Regions from separate parts of the Mus musculus genome. Here region 1 is linked to region 2. The links are chromatin loops, found by intact Hi-C in ENCODE. Cell type or tissue: left cerebral cortex. All regions are shown on one strand. Links, peaks and the distances in the headings refer to the core of each region. The heading gives the core; the rest is flanking DNA.

The links. A loop is a pair of places that touch in the nucleus more often than their neighbours do. Peaks named below come from ENCODE experiments on the same cell type or tissue, not always from the same donor. Only the 100,000 strongest peaks of a DNase experiment are listed, where the experiment ranks them.
Region 1: a loop joins it to region 2, with 6 times the contacts of the local background. A loop is called at or near these places in 7 of 42 quality-filtered maps.

The regions. Positions count from the first base shown.
Region 1 is chr15:39,192,088-39,202,556 of GRCm38, forward strand. Rims2 (regulating synaptic membrane exocytosis 2) reads left to right here and starts at 6,199. Exons shown (of 27, transcript NM_053271.2): 1 at 6,199-6,451. The coding sequence starts at 6,276. In left cerebral cortex, for the core only: no CTCF peak of the experiment used is centred there; DNase peaks (open chromatin) are centred at 4,791, 5,123, 6,166 and 7,128; H3K4me3 peaks cover 3,298 bases; H3K27ac peaks cover 2,159 bases.
Region 2 is chr15:39,107,798-39,118,266 of GRCm38, forward strand. Slc25a32 (solute carrier family 25, member 32) reads right to left here and starts at 4,919. Exons shown (of 7, transcript NM_172402.3): 1 at 4,551-4,919. The coding sequence starts at 4,704. It overlaps Dcaf13 (DDB1 and CUL4 associated factor 13), which reads left to right and starts at 5,077. Exons shown (of 11, transcript NM_198606.2): 1 at 5,077-5,254. The coding sequence starts at 5,185. In left cerebral cortex, for the core only: no CTCF peak of the experiment used is centred there; a DNase peak (open chromatin) is centred at 5,006; H3K4me3 peaks cover 2,049 bases; H3K27ac peaks cover 1,016 bases.

The sequences.
Region 1 (10,469 bases), core at 1,672-9,671, 84 kb after region 2:
GTTTTAATTTAGAAAGATACTTTAGTCTTATAAGCAATAGCCAGGCTCTCTGAGCTGCTTTTCTAATAATGTTGATTAGCATTGGATGAACTGGTCATATTCTCCCACTCAATTTCTAGTCAAAAAATAGTATTTGTTGTCATTTGACAACTGGCAAAGATTACCAGTCAGCTGTGGCTACTGCACTCTCTGACTCACCCAGGATTTAAACCATGACCTTGGCCTCATTATCATGCTGTTATAATCTACTGAGAAAAATAGCTACAGAAATAAATTCTGAAACCAAGAAGTAAAAAAAAAAAATCTATTTGTGTCTCCACTTGTAAATCAGGGTGCATCTGTGAACTTTGAGTAATTCTATTGGCAGGTGTTTTAGATATGAATAAAGAAATGAATGCAGGATATGCTTCTGAAAGTTGAAGCCTATCAAGTCAGTTTTCTACCTAAAAACTCCCACAGTATAATGATTATAAGACAAGTGTAGATTCTTCACCAAGACACACAAGCTAGAACATAATCTTACCATCACCCATTTTAATACTACCATTTGCTATGTAATTCTGTGCTCTCTATACTCCAGGAATTCTCTCATATCTTGTAGCTGTTCGTGTACCTATTCAGCATACATATACTGAGCTGCTGTACTACACCAGGCACTTTAACAGGCCCTTGGAGAAACATGAAGAAAGTGCATTCCTTGCTATTAAAGAAGTTCATGGTTCAGTTGAGGATGTAGACAAGGAAATTGGTAAGGCATACTGCAACACATGCTATCTATAAGCAGGATATGCACATTGGTAAGAGAGCCTGGGGCAAATAGATGGAAGGAGAAAAAGGCTGAGAATATTGCAGACATACAACTGAAAAGGTAGGCCAAACCGAGAGAAAAGCATTTGAAAGTTGTAGACATCAGAGGGCCAGAAGATTGTCACAGAACAGGGGATGTGTCCACCAACAGTAGGTAAAGACAGAGATGCAGCCAGGACCTGAAACAAAGTTAGTTTCTTTGCATTCATTTCCTCTTCTTTTTCAGATTGCCTTTTCAGGTTCTCAAGTCCAGTTCAAGTCAGTAATGATAAATCTTCTTCTCAGAAAGCAATTAACTGAATACTTGTTGAGGCACCCACCTATGAGCCATGTATTATTCTAGGTGCTTGGGATATATTAGTAAAATTCCTCATATTGTAGTAGATGGAAGTGCACATTCAATGATAAGCTGAAGTGAAAGTCCTTCAATTTACAGTGAGGATACAGTCATCAGAGGGAAGCAAGTACTGGGGGGGGGGGGGGGAAAGGGGAAGGAGGTTGGAGGGATGGGGGGTGGGGCTCTGAAAAGGGTATTAGCTGGGTAAATGTGACAGTGAAAGGAAGCAATAGTGCGATGGAGGCATGGGAGTAGCATGGGAGCACTAACCAGGTGGTGAGGCGGCCCCTGCAGAGCAGCTATGAGTTCATTGGTACTGCAGACAGGAGAGAGCCATCTCACTATTTGACCTGCGTGGTGCTGAGTTGTTTTAGGATGCTTGCTCATTATCTGCCCATGTGGTGCTGGGGACTGAATCCAGGGATGCACACATTCTGACTGTTTTAGTTGCTTTTCGGTTGCTGTGATAAAACACCATGACCAAAGCAATTTATAAAAGAATTTATTTGGGCTTATGATTCCAAAAAAGGTAACAGTCAGCCATAGTGCTAAAGTACAATGGGGAGCAGCAGGCATGGCATAGGAGCAGGGAACAAAGATAGTTTTTATTGAAAGTAGAGAGGAGAGAGAGAGAGAGAGAGAGAGAGAGAGAGAGAGAGAGAGAGAGAGAAAGAGAGAGAGAGAGACCACAGTGGAGATAGGGTGAGACTAAACAGTCTCTAAGCAGCCTCCAGTGATATACTTCCTCCAGTGATATACTTCCTCCAGTGATATACTTCCTCCAGTGATATACTTCCCCCAGTGATATACTTCCTCCAGTGATATACTTCCTCCAGTGATATACTTCCCCCAGTGATATACTTCCTCCAGTGATATACTTCCCCCAGCAAGACTGTACATCTTAAACCTTCCCAAACAGCACTACTAATTGGGATTAAGCATTTAAAGACCTGAGCTTATGCCTCTTCAAATCCTACTTCAGGTACCAATTTCTGTTTTAGTTTGTGTCTCTGTTACTATGATAAAAGTCTGACAAAAGCAACTTTAAGACTTGACTTATGGGTTACAGACTATCATCAGGGAAGCCAAGGCAAGAACTCATAGCAGGAACCAGGAGGCAGGAACTAAAGCAGACACCATGGAGGAATGCTGTTTACTAGTTGGCTCTGCTTGCTTTCTTATAAAACCCAGAATTCCTGCCCAGGGCTATCATTTCCCATAATGTCCTGGGCCTTCTATATCAATCATAAATCAAGAAAACACACCCTCACTTCTTACAGTTTATTTTGATAGAGGCAATTCCTTAGTTGAGATTCTCTCTTCCCAGGAGACCTGAAGGGTTTGTGTCAAATTGACAAAACTAACAAGAACAAGTGACCAACTACCAAGCCACATAACACAATCCAGAGTGCTTCTCATGCAGTGCTGCAAGACAGAATCATCTAGAGCTGTCGGGATAAGCTGTAGACTAACAACCATCTATCCACAGTAGAGCAGAAGTGATTCTGAGTCTTGTGAGGTATCCTTGTGAGGTATCCAGATTTCATGGCAGAATACTGAGGCCTTAGTACATGACAAGAATGTGATTATTTTATAGTTTTATACTTCAGGTATGCCTCCTAATACTTACCTAGTAGATTATAAATAGTTCTTATCATTATGCAAAATGAGAGTTCACAGACTCACAGGGGTTATAAACCTACAGGAACCCAAATTCAGTAATAACAGACAGTTACTTCTAAAATTAAGCAAGAACATTGCATTTTGAATCTACTACAAATGTGTTCACCTACTGAGAGATATGTCCAAGCAAAATAGAATTCCATATATGACAAAGTAAGATACGACTAACATTTCAGGTAAACACAAACTAGAATAAAACGGACATCTCTAAGATCCATATTTTGGGAAAACCAAGCCTTGTGACAATATTTCATTTCATTATGAGCATAGCAACCTTATCTTAAATTGAGTGACTACTTTAAAAGTAGATCACCTAGGCTACAACCCATTTTAAAGCTCTATATGATATACATCATGTATATATCTCTCTGTATGATATAAAAGTGCCAAACTTTCACTTTGTAAAGGTACTTGACTAATGACAGCTGATTTTATGTACTTCCACTTCTAAGAATTTCCTTTAATAAGAAAAACTCACTTGTAGCAAAAGACTACAACAGCAGAATAAAACATATGCAGCAGCAACAACAAACCGCCAAACAACAGAGAATCCTAGTCAGCCCATTCACACTCCTATATCAGTTGTGGCATAGATTCAGGTTCATGCCTACTAGGTTTCAAGTACTGGCACTGTCTTGTCCAGGGAGACGAAGGGGTGGGACAGGGAAACAGACCTCAGAACACTGTATGACTGGCAGAAAATAATGTAGGTCCCAGAAGGTGACTGTCTGCTGCAAATGAACCCACATTTCCCCAATCTGAATAACTGCTTTCAAGTTCACATTTAACATATTTGAAATAACTAAGCTATTTTAACCTCAGAATCTTCAGACTCAGCAGTGTTTGTGTATTCTGGGTTCTGATCCTGTTGGGATGATGATGTTGGCTGGGTTTTGAAGGATGGTATTTTTAAAAATGGAAACAGAAATAAGGTGGAACACTAGTATTTATAGTTCTATCGTCTCATTTAAAGGGAGATTTACCGTGTTCTGGCGGTTTGTGTTTCCTAGGTTAAAGCTGTACGTATACCAACTGTTTGGTAACAGCCATGCATGACAAGAAAGGAGTGTGTGTATAATAAAACTTAGCATTTGAATTTTAGGTAACAGACTCAATTTTCTTTAGAAGTGTTTTCTTCCTTAGAATATATGGCCCCCAACCTTTGCTAGACATTAGTGGTCTGGGGTATTTTCAAAGTGTATCCACGACTAAGGTCTAAGTTCTAGAAGCTGATCCATTTGCTCTAGGGTTAGGTTCAAGTATTTTAAAGTGACCCACGTTTTCGTGTCTTAACTTTAAAAACCATGCATGATAGTCTTAAATTATACTTAGTTTCTAGAGTCTGGCTCCAGCTCTATTATTTACCATACTTATACATCTTCTGATCTTGGTCTTCAATTTCCTATTGATGAGGCTGGATTAGAGATTTATAAAAATTCTTCAACTGTAAAACACTTAAATCAATTGGGCTAATATGATCTCATTTGGTTTGCACAAAGCAGTGAAAGCTAATTTGGATTATGAATCCGGTTGAAAACAGGTGAATGGTAGTAGCAATGAACAGTAGTAATAATAATATGAAACAAAACATAAGCAAACGTTTCCATTTTTTTCTTTCTAGTTACAAAGGATGGGAGAAAAACAATATAGATATTTCAGCTTAGAAATCACAAGAGACATGTAGTGCCGCTTTGTCTGTTCCCAGTTCTCTCAAACTGAGACTAGTCAGATGGTACCTGGGGAACAAAGGAGGGAGAGAGCTTACTACACGTAAATACAATACAAACCCCGAAGGTTTTACTCACCAGCCTATAACCTGGCCTAGTACTAAGCAGTGCGAGTGTGGAAGGCGTGGTAGGGGTGTGTACATACACACGCACGAACACTGTAACCTTGCTAACCAAGCACCTGTCTAGTGGCAGGAAGAGGAAGAGGGGGTGATCCAGATCACCTCAGCTGGCTCGCCCCGCCCCGAGGGAGAGCTGTCTGGGCTGCGCTGGGCTTCTCTGAGAGCCCGCGCCGGTGGTGGCCACCTCCCTCCTATTGGAGTCGGTTTTCTTCTGTTCTTTGACTGAGCCTGTCTCCAGGCTTTCTAAAATCAGGCTAACGCTCCAATAACGACTCTTCTCTAGATTAGAGTGACCGGCAGAAAGGGGCTGAACGGCCCGATTCCTCCGGGGACGTGATCTGACCCTTTCCCTCTTACACCTTCCAATCGCCTCGGGCAAACCGCCCCAGCATCCTGTCTTCTGTACCTCTCCGTGCAGCGGGTACCGACAACCCAGTTTTCCAGAACTTCCGCACTCCCGCCCAGGTCCTTTCCACTCCCTCAGGCTCTTCCCCGCTGCGAGTCCCGGGCCGCTGACACCGCAGGGACACCCACCTGCTCCGATCTTCCCTCGTCCAGGGTCCAGTACCCCGCCCGGGACAGCTCGGGGGGCGCCCGGTCCCTCAGGCTCGGCGCCAGCCACCTGAGATCCTCCCGCCCCCACCGCCCACAGCCCCGCACCCCGGGGCGCCCGCTCCCTCGCCGCCCTGCTCCTCACAGCTCCCCGCCCCGCCCCAGCCGTTAGCAGGGTCCGGGGCGAGCGTCGGCCGAGTCCGGGCCTGGGCGGTTCGCAGGGGACACGGGCCCGGCGGGAAGAGTCGGCGAGGCAGAGGCGGCGCGGGCGAGTGCACCTAGCGGGCCCGCCGCGCCGACTCCGCGGACACTGGGGGCGGCGGCGGCGGGACCCCGGGCGGGCGCGTGATGAGGCGCGGCGGGCGGCCGGCCCCGCGGCGCGCGCGAGCTCACTTGGGTCCGGGCGTTGGCAGCCGCGGGCCGCGGGCCGGAAGATCGGCCGTCTGGGGCCGGGGTGGGGGCTGGGGTCCCCTGCCGCAGCCCGCGCCTCGTGGTTCCCGGAGGGGTCCTCCCTCGCGGAGCCCCGGAGCCCGGTGACGCGCCAGCCGGCGGGACGGCCGCTCTCGCCGCCTCCGGGCGCTCGGGGCGAGTTCCCGGGACTCCCCAGGGGTCGGGCTCGCGGGCAGCGCTTCCCGCTCCGCTCCGCCGCCGCGCCGGACACTCGCGCCCCGGCCCGCGGCCGCCTCCCTCCAGTCACCCCACCCTCAGCCGTCCCCGCCACCTTACTCCACCGCCCTCCCCCGCCGCTCCGCGCACTCGGCGTCGGGGCCTCCAGCTCCTCGCTCCCGCGAACCGCTCACTTGGCAGCCCTTCGCCCCCGGGAAGAAGAAACATTTCCCCGAGCGCACTCCTCAGCCCTCCCCCCTCGGCCCTCCCCTCCCCCTGCCTTCTTTCCTGGGGGAGGGGGGCTGTCGCCTCGGATTGAAGGCCATTGATTTGTATGCATTTGTCCCAGCCCCGGAGGCTGCCCCAGCCGCCCGCGCCCGAGCCGCGGCTGCCAGCGGAGTTGCCTCCCTGCTTCCCTAGGGTGGTTCGGCTCCGCCAAACATGTCGGCTCCGCTCGGGCCCCGGGGCCGCCCGGCTCCCACCCCGGCGGCCTCTCAACCTCCTCCGCAGCCCGAGATGCCGGACCTCAGCCACCTCACGGAAGAGGAGAGGAAAATCATCCTGGCTGTCATGGATCGTCAGAAGAAAGAAGAGGAGAAGGAGCAGTCCGTGCTCAAGTAAGGACCCGGCTCCATCTTCCCGCCTCCCTCCCTGCCCTCCGCCCCCCTCGGCCGCTTCCCCGCGACCGCCCGCGCGCCGGGGATCGCCGCCTTTCCTCCCCGCCGGTGGCGCGGGGGCCACGAGGGCTGCGGCCCGCGGCCGCCAGGGTCGCTTTCTAGTTGTCAGCCGCGGGGGTGTGTGTCGCGGAGGGAGGGCGCCGAGGCCGGCTGAGGTGACGGTGGCGAGCTCGGGGAGGCGGCGGTTTCCCCGGCGCCCTCCGGCTTTCCCCGCGGGCCACTTCGGCTCCCGGGATGAGGCTGAACCCTGGCTCCTCGCGTCCCATTTCCTTTCCCGCCGCCCCCGCGCGGAGGCAGTGACTGGGGCAAGGAATCCAATATGGCCGTGCACAGGTGCTCCCGGGCCGGACCCGGGTGAAGCGCCCAGGCCCGGGGTGCCGGTGCCACCGGGGTCGCTCGTCCCGCGCCTGCGAGGGCCGGCTCCGTCCCCAGCCCCGGGAGGAGCTGCGCTGCCCACGGTCGCAGCGGACAGGAAGGCTGCGGGGCGGGCGAGGGGGCCTAAGCGCGGTCTCGTCTCGTCTCGGGTGGGTGTGCGGCCGCCGCCATCTTCCAGCCCCTCCCCCTCGGCGGGTGCTAACACCCTGCACTCTGCTGCTGTTCTTCCTGTTTGCAACTAGTAAATCTGTAGGATCCCGAGGAGACTCCACTTCCTACCATCGTGGCAGTTTGGGTTGCTCCCTGCTTGTGAAGTTCTACTATGTTTGCTCACAGTCCAGCCAGCGGGGTTTTGGCGAGGGTGGGAGGCGTGAAAGTAGCACCCAAGCATCGGTTTAGAGGCGGTGTAACTTCAGCACCAGGGAACTGTCCAGAATGAGTTTTCCTTTACTTTGGGATTCCTTGTCAGTGTAGCACTGTAGCTGAGATTGTTTCTACAGGTTTGCTTTTAAATGTTTTATGATTTTTTATATCTCGGTTGCTTCTGGAAAGTCATTGTCTGGATCTGTAAAGATCTGTAACCCTTTAATGTTTGTCCAAGTCGTTACTCACTATAAAAATTAACCTGTATATGCCTAAAGAGAGGGAGGGCAGTTCTCTTGCATGTCACCGAATACACTTTCCCATAATCGCTATAGAAACACACAACTAAAAGCGTTGACTTCCTCCTTGAAAAGAAATAGCTTACTGACCTTCACCACTTATTTTGAAAACAGGTTGTTGAATTCAGTATTTTTTTTTTTTACAAATGAAAACACACCTTGTCTAGATGTACATCTTCTCACATTTTAGTGAAGCAGATTTTACATAACCTATGGTAACAAACATATCAAATAGATATATATCTTTAAAAGATACAAGTTCTCACAAAATAATAAAAGAACAATTAGGAATTGCTTCAATACTAATTTTTAGGTTTGAATATTTACTAGGGAATTTGGCTTATTCATGGTCATAGGATAGGAATAAAAAGTTAAGAAATTTAATCAGTTTAAACTATGGAATAATAAAAATAGTTTTTAAAAAAGCTTTTTGAGCATACTCTAACTTTGCTCAACTTTAATCTATATACTAGTATGTGCTAAGATTCTGATCATTACGATTTATATTCAGATATATAAATTTACACTTCTTAATATAGTTGCTGAAAATCAGTGTTGCCAAAATGATGCTCAAATAAAATATGGCTTTATTTCTTTGACCTACATATTTAAATGGAAATGGGGTTTTATTTATAGTAAACTGAAGCATAGTGTTTATTGGCTAGTTAATCTTATGTAGTTTTTATTCACAGTTTCAATATATGGACATTTTAGTGACTGTTTGAGTACTGAACTACAAATTGCTCAAAATGAAGAGCGTATTTTACTGAATAGATGTTTAAAAAGGGTTTTCCAGGTCAAGTATATATGTGCACATCTCTAAGTAAACCTCCATATTTTGCAAATATATGTTTGTATATTTATTTCACTTTATTTAGCCAGACACAGTCTCTAAATATAGCTATATAATATGTGAAATCACATCAACGAGAAATATAGACTCAGATTTAAGTAGTTATTCACATAGTTTTAAATGTTCTTTAAAATGTTTTTGAAATGAGAGTGGACAAGGAAACTGAGAGTAAACTTTATAATAGTATTGCAGGAACAAGAGGCAAATCAGTTTGAAAAAATTTGACCATTTATTAAATAATATGTTTCCAGCCTTGGGTGTTAAATAACAAATATGCTGTGTAGAAAAAATAATCCTGATAGTTGTGTTTACTCTTTCTCTTGAAAATCTAGGACCATATATCAGCTCCTCACTAAACTGTCTGTCATTTAACTGAATGTTAGCTAGCATCTTTCCTGAGAGAAGGTCATAGGCACAGAGAAGTAAACTAAAATTCAAATTTGTATCTGCTACTCTTTAACTATCATAATAAAAATAAGTTTGATGTGTGAAGAAATTGAAGGCTGGATAAAAATATTTTGTGTGATCTGTGAGTCTCAGTATCCATACTAAATATTATTCAAAGTAAGATGTGTATACCCAAGGGATTCACAAGATGATATACTGGAATACAAGAACAGATTAAACATATAGTCCCATCTTTGAAGAAAAAAAGACTAAGCCCCATTAATGCTTAGTATGGTCAGCTAATACTAACATGAATATAATTTATGAATAAATGCATACATTAAGAGATCATGCCTGAGATGTTTTCAATAAGAAAGGTGAGCCATCAAAACAAGTTGAGGCCACCACACTGAATTCTCTTTTAAGAGACTGAGTAATTAGAAATGATTCGTACTTCATTATCAGTGATTTCTTTAAGGCCCAGCTATGCATACATACCCAGGAAGTCTTCTGTCTATCAAACAATACTATCTTCCATGTGAATGAGGTACTGTATTTTTCAAAGCATTTTATATCCCACTAACCCCCTTGTTAATTACTAAAACAAAAGAAAACAAAAGTGCCCTTACATGAATTCCTGCAGCCGGTTCAGCCCTGAGCCTTGAGGAGTCACTGGTTATCTTGCTCCTTGGCATCTTAACACATAATAGGTACCTAGGAAGTAATGTTGAGCTGAACTACCATGCAAATGAAACAGTTCACTCATTCTGTGGAAAAAAGACGATTCATTGTTTTGAAAGAAAAACTATTTAGGGACTGTGTATTACCATTGTCTTTTGTTTTTATTTTATTTTGGTCTGACTAAAAATCAAGTAGAAAGGTATTCAGGAAATGTGTAATGTGGTTTTATTATGTTCGCAACATAGTCTTTTTATACAAAGTATTTTGAACACTTCTTCCTTCTCTTTCTCCCTACTTTTTTTTTTAAAATCTTTTCCGCTCTTTTCCTCCCTTTCTTTCATTTGATAGTGTCTTTCTGTGTAGCCCAGGTTGACCTTAAATGATTCTTCTGCCTCTGCCTTTCTAATCCCAAGTGCTGGGATGACCAGTCATTGAGCTACCACACCTATTTATGCTTTTCAGGAGATGTGTATTGTCTTTGTTCTCAGCTTGGGCTTTCTATTAATGTTGATAGGACAACATGTTCCTCAAATCGAAAGAATAAAGCACATCCATGACAGATTAAGTTAACAAGTACATACTGTATACACATATGAGGAGTTATAAATGTTTTATTGTACTTAGTTTAATTCATTTATTTATGCTTGAGACAGGGTATTGCTTTGTAGCCCTGGCTTGTTTGGAATTTGGTACATAGACCAGACTGGCCTTAAAACTCAGAGATCCACCTGTCCCTGCCACCCAAGTGCTAGGCTAGTATTAAAGGTATATGCTACAGTTTCTGGCTAATGTTTTATTTTATTTTATTTTATTTTATTTTATTTTAGGACAGGGTCTTTCTACATAGCCCTGGCTGTCCTGGAATTAACTGTGTAGACCAGGCTGGCCTCAAACTCACACAGATCTGATCGATTCTGCCTCCCAAGTGCTGGTAATATCCATGTATGCGCCACCACATCCAGCTTAAATTTTTTAATAGTGCAATTTTATAAGTGGTTTC
Region 2 (10,469 bases), core at 1,541-9,540:
GGGTATAAATGTAAACTTAAAATACAGTGAAAAGTACCTGCCAAAAGAGGTCACACAAATCATAGTCCTTTCCATGTAAGCATGTCCAGTCCTCTGCCCCCACCTACACTGTACTGAATGGAGCCTGGCAAAGAAGAATCATCTGTGTTTACCAGTGCCACGCCAAGGTGGAACAGTCAGTTCTTTCGTCATTAACCTGTCAACATTACACTACGAAATGAGATTAAAGTGCACCGGGCTTCAGAAGCCTGGGCTGGATATCACAGTTCCTTTATTAATTACATGATCTTACCCTCACTGAGCTCCAGCATCCTCCTTTGTAAAGTGGGTACATCATCCTAAGTTTTGTAAGGTTTACACAAAACACAAACCTTCAGATAGCAGGGTTATTTGCCCAGGAGAGGCATTTTGCAGCATACACGCTTCTGATGTGCCCCTTGGGTTTTGTGCCTCTCATTCTGTACAGATTTCCTTGTTCTGGGCAGCTTTCCAGTTTTCTCTCAATAATAAGCTCACAATTCAATTGTGAGACAAAAGGTAAACACCCCTGCTTTTCATGGCCATAAACCAATGCTTGCTTTACTGTTTTAAGAAGTTAATCTTAGTAATAACTGTGTGAATAACAGATAAGAATGGTTACGCACTGGTCTTCAGAAGGTGGAAAAGTTTTATAGCTAGATAGGACATCTTTTGGGAAGAAAACTGGAGATTTGGGGGCACAAATGTTGGACTGGTGGAGGAAGGAATATTAGTTTGGAAGGAAGGGTGGTGAGAGCTGTTCAGGAGTGAACTGCATTATCTCCAAAGTTCAGGTAAAGTTGTAGTTCTGAACAGGACTACACAGACGACAGGGCCTTTAAGGAAGGAATTAAGATTAAAGGGCTATTTGTAAGCCAAGGAGAGAGCTCTCACTAGAAACCAACCTGACTAGCTTCTTGATCCTGGTGATCCTTCCAGTCCCCAAATCCCTAAGAGAAAAATAATCCTTTTGTTGCTTAAGCCAAACTGTTTGTTGTGGTATTTTGTTGCAGCTCAAACTACAAAGGTACTTGGGGAGGGGGGGAAGGAACCTAAAATAATCACATACATGTTTTGATGAAGGAAATGCTACTTTCTTTTTCTAATTTAAAAAAAAAATGCCAAGGACCAGCCTTGGCTAGGTCTGGGCTCAACAAAAGAGAAATATAGTAATTGCTCTACTATCAAGGCAAAAAATTTCATTAAGTATATACAAACATGTTTGAAAAAAAAAAAAGGAAATTGTGGTGTCCTCAGGTAGAATGAATTTGAAGGCAGAGAAAACAAGAGATGAAGACCTGAATGAGTCTTCCTGCTGTCACATAGAAGTTGTATACACAGTGAGTTTCTAGTCTAAATGACCTGAGGAATTTCATGAAAGCACATCACCGTAATGGCTAGTGGTTTAACACTGAAAGATTCCAGGAGGCAGTAACTGAACAAAAAAGTTGGTATATTGAAGGAGCCAAGACAGAAGACATTAAGTTTTAAATTCTTTTTGAAGAACAGCAACAAGTACACTGGCTTTAAAAACTATGTAGTCCCACCATCCCAGGAGAAAGTGTTTCATGTGCTGGCTTAGTTACCCTCCTTTTCTCGGTCACACCTGAAGACCTTGTTTCTTACTTAGTTAATACATCCCCTTCCCTTGTGCTCTATGTGGATGGTTTGTCTCTACTTGTGTGTGTGTGTGTGTGTGTGTGTGTGTGTGAGCGTGTGTGTGTGTGTGTGTGTGTGTGTGTGTGAGTGTGTGTGTGTGTGTGTGTGTGTGTGAGTGTGTGTGTGTGTGATACTAGGTTTTGAGCTTATGACCTATGTGCCTAAGACCTACGGTAGCAGTCAATCACTGAGCTTATTCAATGCCCATTCCCAACCTCTTTCAATAGCATCTGCCTCAGCCGCTTTGTGTTTCATTGCAGAGGGTACCACTACTTTGCCAGGCCTAATTCTGCATCCCTGTAACTTTTCTTAGGACCAATTCACAGTGAGCACGGCCCTTCCCATATGAAGCTTAACGAATTCCTTCACCTTTCTCACATAACATTTTTACTTTTTTTTTTTTTAACTGTTAACACTGGAGCTCCAGTTTACTTAGGAGTCAATGAATTGTTTGGTTTTACAGCATATGCATTCAGGATTAGCCTTCCTCACCATTGCTAGACAGTAATTTTAATAAGTGGGCTTAATTATATGGAAGCACAAAATGTCGGCATTATTCAGTACTGATGCCTATTGATGACTGTATTGGTTTATGTCAGCTCAGCACAGCTAGAGTTATTTGGGAAGAGGAACCTCAGTTGAGAAAGTGCCTTCATCCAGATGGCCTGCAGGCAAGTTTAGAACATTTTCTTGACTACTAGTAGGGATGAGCCCAGCCCACAGTGTGGAGGTGGGGATGCCGCCCCCAATTCTACCCCCGCTGCAAGAAGTCTTAGTTACACAAGAAGCAGGTGAGCAAGCCATGAGGAGTAAGCCAGTAAGCAGCACTCCTCCAGTCTCTGCATCAGCTCCTCCTCCAGGCTGCTGCCTTGAGTTTCTGCCCTGACTTCCTTGGATGATGGATGAGAAAGCTATAAGGAATGAACCCTTTCCTTCCCAGGGTGCTTTCGTCATGGTGTGTTATCTCAGCAATAGAAACCCTAACTAAAACACCGACACAACCTTTCACTGTTCATCTTCCTCAGTTCTTCCTTTCGCCATTCAGTCAAACTGCCGGCTTTACCACTACACACGCTTGCTCTGCTGTGGGAAGGACTTCAACTAGGAGTTACTATCTACCCTTAATCCCTTATTCTGTAACTAACCACTTTATCTACCCTACAAGTTTCCAATACTCTTCTCACGCTAAGGTAATGAATCTTCTCAGGTACCAAGAACTGCCTTTCCTCAAACTAGTCAGCTCTGTAGCACTGTCCAAATCCCAACCTGGCCAACCCTCAGTTTCAGCGCCTCATCTTCTGCTCCTAGAGAAAGCTGTGTCAGAGGGACACCAAGCCACAGACCTTCATCTCAAGAAGTCCAAGACTATCTATTCACATTCAAGTCACTGTTAGCAGGGACTTAGAGGTGCTACGGGGAGAGGGTAAGTGCAGGGTAGTTTCAGAGTGAAAGTGCTGAACCCAAACCTCAGATTGCTATTTACCATCTTGTGACTTGGACAACTTACTCAACCCCTACCATTATCAGCTTCATAAAGGTCATAATAAATGCCTATTATACATTCAATCAAAGTTAGTTATCAATGTTTGCAACTATTATAACAATTATTTATAGTTGCATATCAAACTCCATGGAATTATTTCTCTGCGGTGTCTTTTCTAGAATACACTCCACAGGTACCACACATTCTCCACCACGGAATGTCTTGTCTCCTCTAGCTGTCAAAATATTAATCCTGTTGAGGACTTTAATATGGAACCTTTACAGATACATACAAGCCACCTATGTTTATTTTTTTAATATTTACTTTATCATTTCATATTTCATATGTGCCCCTGGGTGGGTATGTGCATGTGCTGGCAGAGTCCAGAGATGTTAGGTTTCCTTGAAGCCAGAATTATAGACAGTTGGGAGCCACCTGCTCAAAGTGGGTGCTGAGAACTCAATGTGGGTCCTGTGGAAAGGCTAAGTCATCTCTCCAGCCCCAGCTTTCCTTATATAGTCTTTTTATATAGCCTATTTGTGCTCTTATTTTGTATTTGAATTTATTCTACTTAGCAACTGATTTCATGTTGTGTAGAATCCTTTTATATATCTTAGGGTAATTACATTTTTAAGTTTCCTAACGATAAGAAACTGTTGGTACTTCTTAGTTCGACTCCACTGTTCAACATTAAGACACATACATCAAGTAAATCGAATAAAATTAGAATGCTCTACTAAATCCATCTCTAAAGATTTGATTTTCTGGAAAAATTTAGTTTGTAATAAATGAAATAACAGAAATGGTTTCTAAATAGTTACCAAGGCTCACCTATGTAATGCAACTTGGTATTAATTCCTAAAATGCCGTGCTAATTTCCATATACTTAATTCACACTTTAATACAGTTATTTAGAGTGTAGAAGCTCCTCCTTCCTTCACCAGACAATGCATATTTTTAAATACTGCAAACTAAAGAAACTTTAGTGAATATTTTAATCCCAAACTATGACCTTACTCTCCGAAGGTGACAAAGCACCGGCTCACACACTTGTACTTTCGTCTGACTTTATACAGCCAAACACGTGGCTGCCCTAAGACTTCAAATTACCCCAAAGAGTGAATGACTCGTGAACATGAGGGTCAAATGTGACAACCTCCTTTCTCTCAAACTTCACCCACTTTCCCTATCCTTTATGGTTAGGAGACACAGGGAAAGCCGGGGTCCCCTTCCTAAATCCTAGCTCCAGGTAACGCAGGGTGCACAGCATCATCTTAGGGGCTCTCCCCCTTGTAGTAGAGTCTGGGGAGACTAATGTCTCTTCTGCGTGTAAGTGCTTCGCTGGGGCTGGCAGCAAGGGAAGCCGCCCGGGACGTGGGCAGGCTCTTACCAGCGAAGCGGATCTTCACGAGGTCGAGCGGGTGCAGCGCCAGGTTGGACAAGACCCCGCCACTCACGCCAGCCACCAGGTTCTCGTACCGGACGTGGCGGAACACCGCGCTCCACGCCGCCGACCCGGCAGCCGACTGGCCCTGGCCTGTCATGGGCTCCGGGTTCGTCGACACTACGGCGTCCAGCGCCGCCGACGTGGGGCGTGATGTAGTGGCCGCCACCGTGGCGACTGTCGCGGCCCGGGGCCTGGAACCGCAGGACGCGAGCCCACTTCCGGGACCGGAGCCCGGGACGCTGCTGCAGGCAAGTCACACCCGCGGCAAAGCGGGGAGTAGGAGAAACCTCAGAGCGGAGCTTGCTTAGCCCCGCCCAGCAGGCCTGGCCCCGCCCACAGCTGCGCGCGCTCGCCCTCGGGTCAAGACGCGAGCGACAGCTGAAGGACCGCCCCCTCCAGCTCCTAGCCGGAGAGACTACGGAACGCCGCGAGGTCCAGCTGAGCCATCCGGCTGCCACTCTGCGGAGCCACGTGACAGGAAGCCCGCGGAAGGCGGAAGTAGTGTGTCTGCGTGCTGGCCCCGGTAAGTCGAGCCCGGTTTAAAGGCTCGTGGAGTCCGACACCCAGAGCCGCCAAGATGAAGGTGAAAATGCTGAGCCGAAACCCTGACAACTATGTCCGCGAAACCAAGCTGGACATACAAAGAGGTGAGAGGAACTGGAACAGAGGAAGGGGCCTCCTCCCGGATTCTTTGGGTCTGGCCAGCTTTCGAGCAGTAAAAGGGGCGGGAGGCCAGCGCTCTGGTCTCGGTTTCCCTCTCCGCCTAGGCGGCTGCGTCCACACGGGGCTGGTGAGGATCAGAACTGCAGATGGCACATACCTCTACGTCCTTTGTGAGAATTTTCCTCTAGTGGGAAGTAGTTACGTATACACGCCTTTAATCCCAGCACTTGGGAGGCAGAGGCAGGCGGATTTCTGAGTTCAAGGCCAGCCTGGTCTACAGAGTGAGTTCCAGGACAGCCGGGGCTACAGAGAGAAACCCTGTCTGCGTTACTAAAGGTTCTCTCTCCTCCCCCTAGCATTGCTAACGTGTGGTATATGGCCCCCCCCCCCAGCTCCCAAGGTGTTTTACATGGTAATAATTTCTTTTCTTTTTTTTTTTTTTGGTAATATTTCTTAAATGAAAAGTAGATTTGTCCCCAGAGTTTGACGTTAATTATTTTGAATCTTTGAACCTCATTACTTTTTTTTTTCTTCCACTTTCACCAAACAGTGCATTGCTGGATGGAGCTGTCATGGTTTATAGTGCTTGGCCCAGGGAGTGGCCTTGTTGGAGTAGGTGTGTCACTGTGGGTGAGAGCTTTAATACCCTAGTCCTAGCTGCCTAGCAGAAAGTATTCTCCTAGCAGCCTTCAGATGAAGCTGTAGAACAACTCTCAGCTCCTCCTGCACCATGCCTGCCTAGATTTTACCATGTTCTCACCTTGATGATAATGGACTGAACCTCTGAACCTGTAAGCCAGCCCCAACTAAATGTTGTCCTTATAAGAGTTGCCTTGGTCGTGGTGTCTGCTCACAGCAGTAAAACCCTAACTAAGACAGTGGCTTACGTTACCCTTGCCAATGTGGGTGCATTTCAGGCTTTGTCTTGGAGCTATACTTATGTACGTATCTTTACATACTTATCCCTACAAGTGCCCTCCATCCTGCGCATCAGTGTCCTCTTCTGTGTTTTCAGTACACATTGTTTGGATTTGTCAGTGCTTATCACATTATCTCATGGTTCATGCTGATTAGCAGGCTTTCCTATCAGCTTGAAAAGAGAGGAAAGAATCCTATTCCTATATGCAGTGTTTAGACAATAACTCACATAAATAGCTACTTTGTAAGTATCGGAATGAATGAATGAATGGGTGACAGCTGGGACACAGAATCTTATGCTAGGAGATACAACTCTACTTTATAGTAACATCTTTTTTCAACAGTATCTCCCTATTTTTATTTATTTATTTATTTGTGTTGTTTTGTTTTTGTTTTTTCGTTTTTCTCGAGACAGGGTTTCTCTGTATAGCCCTGGCTGTCCTGGAACTCACTTTGTAGACCAAGCTGGCCTCGGAACTCAGAAATCCACCTGCCTCCGCCTCCCAAGTGCTGGGACTAAAGGCGTGCGCCGCCACCACCACCCGGCTATTTTTATTTTTATAATAGAAATATAATAGCAAAACAGAAAATAAAATTTTTGGAGTGCTTTAAAATATAAAGCAAGAAACACATCTGTTATATTTTATTTAGTGTTATTTCCTTGTAAGTTTTCTGCAGGATTTAAATTCTGGGTAAGTACTGGTGAAGCTTTATTGTTGAAATATCCTCGATAGTTCTGATGTGTCTAGTTAATGTGTAAGAGCACCTTACACAAATATATGTGGTTTTATATGAGTTTTAAGCTATCATACCCAGCGCTTATGATGTATGGCAGGTGCTGCACTAGTGTTAGTTGCTTCTGTGTGACTAGATGAGGGAAGTTGGAAGTGGATACAGCGATTATGATTTAGAAGATAAAATGAATATTTTCAAGGGGTGTGAGGTTTGGGTAGATGTGGGTGAAGGTTAAGTCCTGCTAGAAAGGCTGCTGCATAGGAGGAAATGCAAGGTGGGTTAGGTGACAGGGAGTGAAGGTGCTTGAGCTGAGCTCCAGGAAGTACCCGAAGCTGATGAGACAGCGAGACTGAATTATAGAAGACCATAAGGGGGCTTGAACTTAGTTCTCTACCTCTACAAGTAGGTGTTTAGATGCTACATTACAATACAGGGATACAGTTAGAACATCAGTGTGGATTTTCTATCTTTAAAAACAAACAAACAAACAACCCAACTGAACCAAGCTTGGTGGTTCAAGCCTTTAATTCCAGTACTCCAGAGACAGAGGCAGACAGATCTCTGAGTTCCAGCCTAGCCTGGTCTACATAGTGAGTTCCAGGCCAGCCAGGGATACATAGTGGACCCTGTTTACAGACAAACATGGCCCTCTAATACCTGTTTATGTGATATCTAATGAACTTACAGCCTCATTTCAGCCGTATGTTGTGTTTCCGGGGAAGAATAGTGTTGACAAGGGGGGACTGGCTTCTGCCTTTAGAATAGTGTAGTATATTACAGCCTACATCTGTTGTGTGGTATAGTGATTTATAGAAGGAAAGGTAAGATTGTAAAAACATTTGTTGTAGCAGAAGTACCTTGACTTAATTATGGCAAAGTTCTAAGAATGACCTAACTATGAATTGTTTCTGAAATTGTTAAGCTTTTCTGTAGTTATGAATATTAAATAGCATGCTTTCTCTTTTGACTTTTAAAAGAAAATAAAGTATATAATCTATTCCAAGTTCTTTTCCCCCTTTTATTTGTTTTTGAGACAGGTGTGTTTTTGTTTTTTATTCTTTAATCTTTTTTTACAGTCCAGACTTCATCCCCCTCCCAGCCCACCCTCCAACATCCCACACCCTGCCTCCTCTGCAAGAGGATGTCGCTGCTCCACCCCAACCCCATCAGACCTCCCTACTCCCTGGGGCCCAAGCCTCTGCAGTGTTAGGTGCATCTTCTCTGACTGAGTCCAGACCCAGCAGTCCTCTGCTCTATATGTGTTGGGGGCCTCATATCGCTAGTGTATGCTGCCTGGTTGGTGGCTCAGTGTCTGAGAGATCTCAGGGGTCCAGGTTAGTTGATACTGCTGGTTTTCTTATGGGGTCGCCCTCCTCAGCTCCTTCCAGCTTTTCCCTAATTCAAACACAGGGGTCACCAACTTCTGTCCATTGGTTGGGTGTAAATATCTGCATGTGACTCTTTCAGCTGTTTGTTGGGGCTTTTGGAGAGCAATCATGATAGGCCCTTGTTTGTAAGCACACCATAGCATCAGTAATAGTGTCAGGCCTTGGGGCTTCCCCCTGAGCTGGATCTCAATTTGGGCCTGTCACTGGACCTCCTTTTCCTCAGGCTTTTCTCCATTTTTCTTCCTGTAGTTCTTTTAGGCAGGAGCAATTCTGGGTAGGAGTTTTTGACTGTGGGATGGCAACCCCATCCCTCAACTTGATGCCCTGTCTTTTTACTGGAGGTAGACTTTCTCCATCATAGTTCCCTCTCTCCATCATAGGGCATTTCGTCTAAGGTCCCTCCCTTTGAGTCCTGAGAATCTCTCACCTCCCAGGTCTCTGGTACATTCTAGAGGGTCCTCCCACCCCTTACCTCCCTAGGTTGCCTGTTTCCATTCTTTCTGCTGGCCCTCAGAGCTTCAGTCCTCTGTCTAGACTGGAATTTTCTGTATGGACCACTGGCCTTAAGCTTCTACAAATGCACCTGCCTCTGCCTCAAGAGCACTGGGATTAAAGGTTTGTAGCACCAGTGCAGCTTTTCCAAGTCCATTTTAATGATAAGTGAGGAAATTGCTTTAAAAAAAAACAAAAAACTGTGCTGTTCAGAGATTCTTTTGAAAATCCATGCTTGGAAATGTGTTTTCTAGTTAAAAACTCTTGTACTGAACATGTTGTTTATTAATGATGATGTAGTTTGTCTACAAGAAAATTTTTGGAAACAGCATGACCTACCTTCTTTTAATTATTAAAGTATCAGTTGGAGAAACAGCTGTTGATATCACAGGAGATCAAACATTTCTAAACACACTTTAAAAATAGCTTTTGCAAACCTGATGGAAATGACCGAAAAGTAAATGTACTAAATAAATATTGCCAGCTCAAGAGCTGTTGATGTCAGTGTGAACAGCTTTCCTATCCCCGGATCTGCTTAGTTTTGCCAGGTGTAGTCAGTTCTCACTTTGTTCAGCACTATATGAACTAAACCAGTGAGAGGGTCACCATGACTGCAGTCACCTGTACACCACAGAAAACCATGCCAGCAAGACCTCAGTTGCTGTCTGCCAGCATCCCATTAACATAGCACTACGCGGAAATCAGTGAAGCTTTCTCCACTAAAACCAGATGTTAAGACACATTTCTCCAAATGTGTTGAATTTTTCTTTCAGGGGGCTTAATTGGAAACAAAGTTTTGATGAAAACCAAGCATCTTTAATACATGCTTGTACTAAATACATCAGTTCAAAAACCATGTTACAGAGCCAGGCGTGGTGGCGCACGCCTTTAATCCCAGCACTTGGGAGGCAGAGGCAGGTGGATTTCTGAGTTCGAGGCCAGCCTGGTCTACAGAGTGAGTTCCAGGACAGCCAGGGCTACACAGAGAAACCCTGTCTCAAAATAAACAAACAAGCAAACATGTTGCAATGAGACATACAGTCTAAAGGTTTGAGGACTACTGCAGAGAGTCTTTAAAAGATTTTGCTTATGAGGATGGCATGTGCTTGATTAATCTGATAACCGTTTAAACTGCTGCCAAATCAAGTAGGGTGAAACAGTAGCAGTAGTCCAGGTGTACGGTACTAAGGGCTAACGCTAAGTTAGCAGATCCCCTGGAGAAAAGGGGAGCATTACTGTTGATTTCAGTGAGGATGAGTGTTTGAGCTTCGGGATTGGAGACTGGAGCATGGAATTCAGGAATGGCCAGGGTTTGAGCTTTATGTTTGAGCATGTTGGATATGGAGTCAGAAAGCAAAGACTTTCCCAAGAAGGGAAAGTGTATGTACTGTTACACGTTGAGTTTGGTTATACGTGGGATTAGAGTAAGATAACTTGTTTGGCAGACTAGTTAAGAAAGAACATGACTCAGAGGCAGGTTACTTGTCCCCTCTGTAACTCAGTTTCACAACTATAAAGTGGAAGATAGGAATAGATGTAACCCGTGAGGTACTTGGGAGAGAATGTGAGTTACAGCATCGTGTGGAAGTCAGTGAATTCTCTGTCAATGCTTTCAAGTAAGGGAGCAAATGTAGAGTTATGTTCTATAGTAACGCCACAGTGTTGT